Regions from separate parts of the Homo sapiens genome. Here region 1 is linked to region 2. A link is a loop called in an ENCODE intact Hi-C map of the cell type or tissue named here. Cell type or tissue: IMR-90. All regions are shown on one strand. Each heading gives the region's core, and the rest is flanking DNA. Links, peaks and the distances in the headings are about the cores only.

Evidence for each region. Peaks named below come from ENCODE experiments on the same cell type or tissue, not always from the same donor. Only the 100,000 strongest peaks of a DNase experiment are listed, where the experiment ranks them.
Region 1: a loop joins it to region 2, with 9 times the contacts of the local background. A loop is called at or near these places in 4 of 110 quality-filtered maps.

Annotation. Positions count from the first base shown.
Region 1 is chr9:4,224,468-4,227,389 of GRCh38, forward strand. All of the region lies in intron 2 of GLIS3 (GLIS family zinc finger 3), which reads right to left. Among named protein-coding and RNA genes, the nearest start is that of GLIS3-AS2, 73 kb to the right of the region's middle. In IMR-90, for the core only: a CTCF peak has its summit at 1,490; a DNase peak (open chromatin) is centred at 1,064; H3K27ac peaks cover 196 bases.
Region 2 is chr9:3,962,250-3,965,171 of GRCh38, forward strand. All of the region lies in intron 4 of GLIS3 (GLIS family zinc finger 3), which reads right to left. Among named protein-coding and RNA genes, the nearest start is that of GLIS3-AS1, 65 kb to the left of the region's middle. In IMR-90, for the core only: no CTCF peak of the experiment used is centred there; DNase peaks (open chromatin) are centred at 372 and 1,252; H3K27ac peaks cover 1,010 bases.

The DNA.
Region 1 (2,922 bases), core at 201-2,700, 260 kb after region 2:
ATCACTATCTTGTGTCTCATCATTAGGAAGAGTTCTGTGCTTCACTATTTAACCTTATGGACACTAAGATTCTACACAGCTGATTGTTTTCTCACCGCATTGGCTACAGGAAAATCCAGAACCAAATCTCTGGCACACCTCTAGCAAATGGAACAGGGCTTACGAGACGCATTTTGAGTCCTAACTTCACCCTTTGTTACATCCCACTTTCCCTTCTCCTATTCCCCCACTTACCTGTTTTTCATCTTTTTCTGTTTTTTTTTTTTTATTTCTATCTTTGAAAGCTGCTTTTAACTGTTTTTGGAACAAAGGAAGTATTTCAAGCTATTTTCATTTACTGACATCAATGTTGAACAGCAAAATCATTCTTTTAGTGACTTGCACTTTTCAAACACTGTCAATATACCAACCAATGTAATGTTCTGGTATACATAATTCTATGCCAAGATTTAGATCACGATTATCACTATGAGTATCGTTATCATTACTACAATATTTTTAAACTATAATAATATACTATTTATATAGATCTTCCTACTATTTTTCTGGTAAGCCTTCACATTTGCAATCTCATTTGACTTGCACAATAATCACACGAGATAGTTAAGCAGGCATTATTACGGCTGTCTTCATTTCTACAGATAAGGAAAATGAGCCTCAGAGACGTTAAGGAGCTTGCCTATATATACAAAGTTGGTAAGTTAATAAGATGAGACCAGTTTTTTTCTTCTAAGTCTTGCATTTTCCCCTACAACTGCAAAAGGTTGACTCTCATATACTTCGCTCTTTAAAATTTTGGCCTAGGACCTGTGACTCAAATGTTTTATTTAGTTGATTTTCTAAGTAGTATAGACCTGCTAGTCAAAATTATACAATTACTCTTTGGTAATGGAACCTCTGCATGATGAGAACTAGACAGCCAAGACACTGGAAAATTTTTTAACCATTAGAAAATGCATGAGTAATTTATTTCCTCCATTGGAATTCAGTGATGGCATTAAGAAAACTCATTCCTGCAACCTAACGAGGAACATAAATGCTTTAATGTGGTCTGCTAAAGTAGTCACACAGAGTAAAACTGCCTCTTGAGTCACTATAACTAGTAAAACCATTTAGTAGTAGAAGATGAAATTTAGACAAGGCAGGCTAAAGAGAAAAGCTAACTAACTGCTTCTTAATGATGAGCTCACGGTACTTCAACCACATCTAAGGGAAAGAATCATGAAGTTCAAACCATATTAATTTCCAAGTCATTGACATTGCTAATGTATGAGAGGGTGAAATGTTGACAACTTGAACTCTTGAGACCTTGAATAAACCAGAGTCTATTCATCCTACGAGTCATGAATTTGAGAAGTAAGGGGAAGACTGCATATGCAATTTTTCTGAGTTTTAATTTCTTCAGGGGAAATGAGGAAGGAGAAGGTCAAAGCAACCCACAACATTTTCTAACTCAACATTCTATGAGTGCAAGAACACTTATTAGCGCCACCTACCTGAAACGTTATCATTTTAACACTGGCCAGATTTTTAAAATATTGCCATGTAATATGTGGGTAATAGGTAATGTTCCAGCACATTTAAATCGTTATTCAGGAATCTGAATATTTTCCTTTAATCAACTTCAAACATACGCTGGTTTAAATTACTAATTCCTGCCTCTGAGACAGTCACATTCACAAAAGTGACTCTTCTCAACAGATAACGTATTGGATACTCAAATTAATTCTGCTTTCCAATATCTTGACAATAAGAAGGAACAGAAGTAAACTGACCTCTTGCTTGGTTAATTATTTTGTTCTTATTTAGATATAGCCTGCATTCTTCCCAACTAAACTATAAAACTCCGTAAAGATAGGTCCATATACATCTTTTTAACAACTTCATACTCAGTATTTCGCATGTTGTCATTATAATAAATATATGTTGAATAAATGAAGAAACTACCAACAGAGACAACATCTGAAACTCAAACAGAAAGACGAGCTCCTCCCAAGAGAAAGTTAGGGTGTGCTATGCTTTGGCTCAAACTCCGCCTCACAGAAACAACCCGACTATGCCTAAGGGGGAGGGAATGGTAAGGTGGAGCTAAGCAGAGGTAAAGATAAGAAAATGATATGGCTTCCTGCTTCCTTCTGAAGTAGAACTCTATAGCATTGCTTCAAAGTTTGGAGATAGCAAGGTCTCAAGAGAAAAGCCAAGTCTCCTTAGCTGGCTACTCCTTATCTGTGTGACCTTAGGCAAGTTACTTAATTCTCCTGAATCTTGGTTTCCTCTACTGAAAAATGAGTAAGGAGTAACAATATTTATCACATAAGAGCTGTTGGTGAGGACGAAAAAGACAGTGGATGCAAAGTTATCTGTTTACACCATGGCCTCAGTAAGTGGTGGCAATTATTATTAATTAGTTTGGAGTAAATTCCTGGAAAACTGACCCATCCAGTTTTAAAGGGAATCAGAATTATTCATGCTTAAGAGGTGCATAGCTGATCTCAGCCATATAGAGATAAATCTGGTGAGAACTAGCAACAGGAGCATCCTGGGAAGGAAAACAAGAGTTCTTGCATGCAAGGGGGAAGCCTGGTGCAGGGAGCGGTCTGTGGAAGAATGACACAGCAGTTCTGGGCCTTTGCTTTGCAGATGGGCACGGGCACAGAAGGAGGCACTGGAGCCTCAGGTCTTGCTGCAGCAACTGGCAACCTAAGCAAGCACCCCTAGTTTTCTCTTCCTCCCTCGGTTGGGTGTTCCATCCTGAGGCAGGTTATTTTACCCCGTCCTAGAAAGACAGGACAGAATTTGCCACACTCCTAAAGATGGTTCTGGGTCACGTTATGTTACCAAAAAAAAAAAAAAAAAAGTAAGTAAGTTACGCCCACACAATGATAGCCTTGAAAGGAAAATTAAGAAAAGCTACCGAAGGTT
Region 2 (2,922 bases), core at 220-2,719:
CAGTATCAAAGAACTTTTGTTCTTTTCTTCCTAAAAAGATGCAACCCTAAATAGAACTGAGTTTAGAATAATTGGCTGCAACTAAGTTTTCTTGGTGGTAGTATAGATTAGACACAATGACACTTTCTTTAAATAATAAAGAGAGGCTAGAAATACCTGGTGCCCACACTCATGCCTCACTAGTTTCTTCCCCAGCAATCTTAATTTTCTCTTTTTAAAGGGGGTACCAGTTCCCTAATGAAAATTAACACTGTAAGTGTACATCTGGCAAAAGGATTAAATCTCTTGACAAAAAGCCAAGTCGTTGGTTGTTTACTTATATTTATTCAAACAAATCTGTAGGCTCATAGTTTGTCACTGATGTCATGCCTTTGAGCAGTTTTTTGTTTGCTTTTTGTTTGAGAAGAGATTACAGGATGGGTTGAGGAGAGTAAATAGGGAGAAACAAGAGAAAGGGGGGAATGTGAAGTCCAGAATTTCATGGGAGTCACAGATTCAGCTGAGTGCTAATGATGTCATTTGGTCTTCACTCTAGCAAAAGGGATCCCCCACCCCGAAACCCTGCACTTTCAGGAGGAGTAAGCTAAAAACTTGGCAAATGGCATAGTAACGAAGTCCTGAATTGGCAGCCAAGATCTGGATGTGAATTTTAAGTTGTTTTCTCCCCAAATGTCCAACAAGATCTGCTGTGATTTAAGGGGGGGGGGGGGAGAGAGATTTATTGAGGTATAAAAAGCCACATTTCAGAGTTGCCAGTGCTAATCAATAACTGGAATTTGACAAAAGACCATGTTAGGCTCAAAAACGAAAAGGACACACATATAAAGGCAAGTATAATTACATGGTATAAATAAGGGAGAGGTTGCCAAAGACTGCATGTTGCCAAGTGCCTCAAATATTCATGTTCTTTGAAAGACTTATTTTTGTGTCTACGGAGGATGAATAAACCTCACTTAAAAAATAAGACTCTTCCCAAACCTTTGCTCATTTCTGGAACTGAACCCTTTTGCAGGTTCTGAAATGTTTAACTTTGTTTTTCATTAATTCGACATGTTCACACATCCCCTGCACTTCTGGAGCTCTGAACAAAACTGGCAGTGAGAGTATGCTGGAATATTGAAGTGACGACTGCTCCCCCAGTATCACTGGCCCTGCTGGAGATGTGCCGCTTGTTCTCATAAGACATTAGGGCAAACTCTGCATCCTTCCGAAGTCTGAGTTATCACAGGAAACTGAAAACTTTTGGTGCTTGGCCAAGTGGCTTCCCATCTCCCAACTGTTAGTGACTCAGCCAGAGTAAAAGTCAGCTCTGTGCACGGGGACCATCCTCTAATGCAGAGACCAAATAAGAGGAAAATTAAGTGCTGAATGATAGAAGTTTCCTCTTTGACTCTCAAAGCAGGGAGGTCATTTAAAAGTTAACTTCTGCTTTGTTCTTCAGCTTTAGAAATGCAGGTAAAGCACAGATTGGGTTCATTGCCAATCCAGATTGATAATCTTATCGTGAGGCTGAAGTGGCGTCAGGCCTCACCGAGACACCAAGGATGATGGTTCCTGGTACAGAAACTGTAAATAAGCCCTTCGGAGACAGTGCTGGCAAGGGCCTTCCACATCACTTGAGTCAGTTTCATGTTTCATTTCTGAATCTGATTGCCATGAAACTACAGTGAACCAGACACTATATTCCACCGGTTAAACTGGACACTTTTTCCAATCTGTGATGGTGCACGCACTGCTTCATGCTGCCATGCATGTTCTGAGTAAACAACTGCGTCCCCGCACACTAACTGGTAGAAGTTCCTGGTAGCTAGAGGTATTTTCCAAACAGACACCGAGAGAGTGCTGGGCTGCAAAGTATCATTGCTGGCCCAAGCCATTAGCTTCAGGGAGAGGATGTATTATGTTTACCACAGATTGATGGGACTAATTTACAGAATCATCATAAATGCTATGTATCTCCTCAGTCTCTCACATAGCCTTTTGTAGACAGAAAGATAAATCTGAAGCTCGGAGCAAGCTCATTTAATTTTCGCCTGACAGCTAGTAATAACAGAAGCATCTTATAAAAGTTATGTTTCAATGAAAAAAATCTATTACTGGGCGTACAAAACACACTTGCATTAATTACATTCTCTTTGCACTGTATTTAACAAAAGGTCAAGACGTTACCCCCCCAAAAAGGAACAAATGAAGAGAATTCTACCTATCTGAAATTTTCTTTTCTAATTTTCCAGGAATTCAATCACACACTCTGTCCTTTAATTAGTTACTACATTTAATTAAATCTGATGTTCTGAAGATGACTAGCCAGAAATATGATCAGACATATAACAAGGATCAATTATTCTCCAGCAGATGATATTTCTATATTTCTAAATTTGCCTGTGTCTAGAACATACCTTGCCTGTCATGCTGGAATACTGGAAAAGAGTAAGACACAGGGACAGAATTTTTTCATATTTTGTCTTCAAAATTGGTATCAGGTGAAATGATTTATAATAGCAAAAGCCAATACCTTTTATTTTCAGTGTTTCTGGGCAGTAGTAGGACATGAGTGTGAGGTAATGCTTTTTAAGGAAATTATGGTGCTCAAAAATTGTAAATAGTGAAGGTTATCTTAAAGAGAAAAGAAATGTTCCTGAACTAAGAAAATCTCCAGCAGGACATGGAGCTAAGGGTATTGTTGCCTGTTTGAAGTCAGATACAAATAACTCTATTCTAAACTTAGTTCCGTTAACTACCAATTGTGTGATCTTGGACATAAAAAAAATAGCAATATGAAATAAAATACTCTGAGGGCCACAGTTTCACAACTGTCATGCTTGAAAATGAAAATAAGAAATCTCTCCTAAGGTTTCTATGGTGCTTAAATGCACACAGGAGGCTGTCAAACAATAGGAGTTTCCTTTACCCTACTTCTTT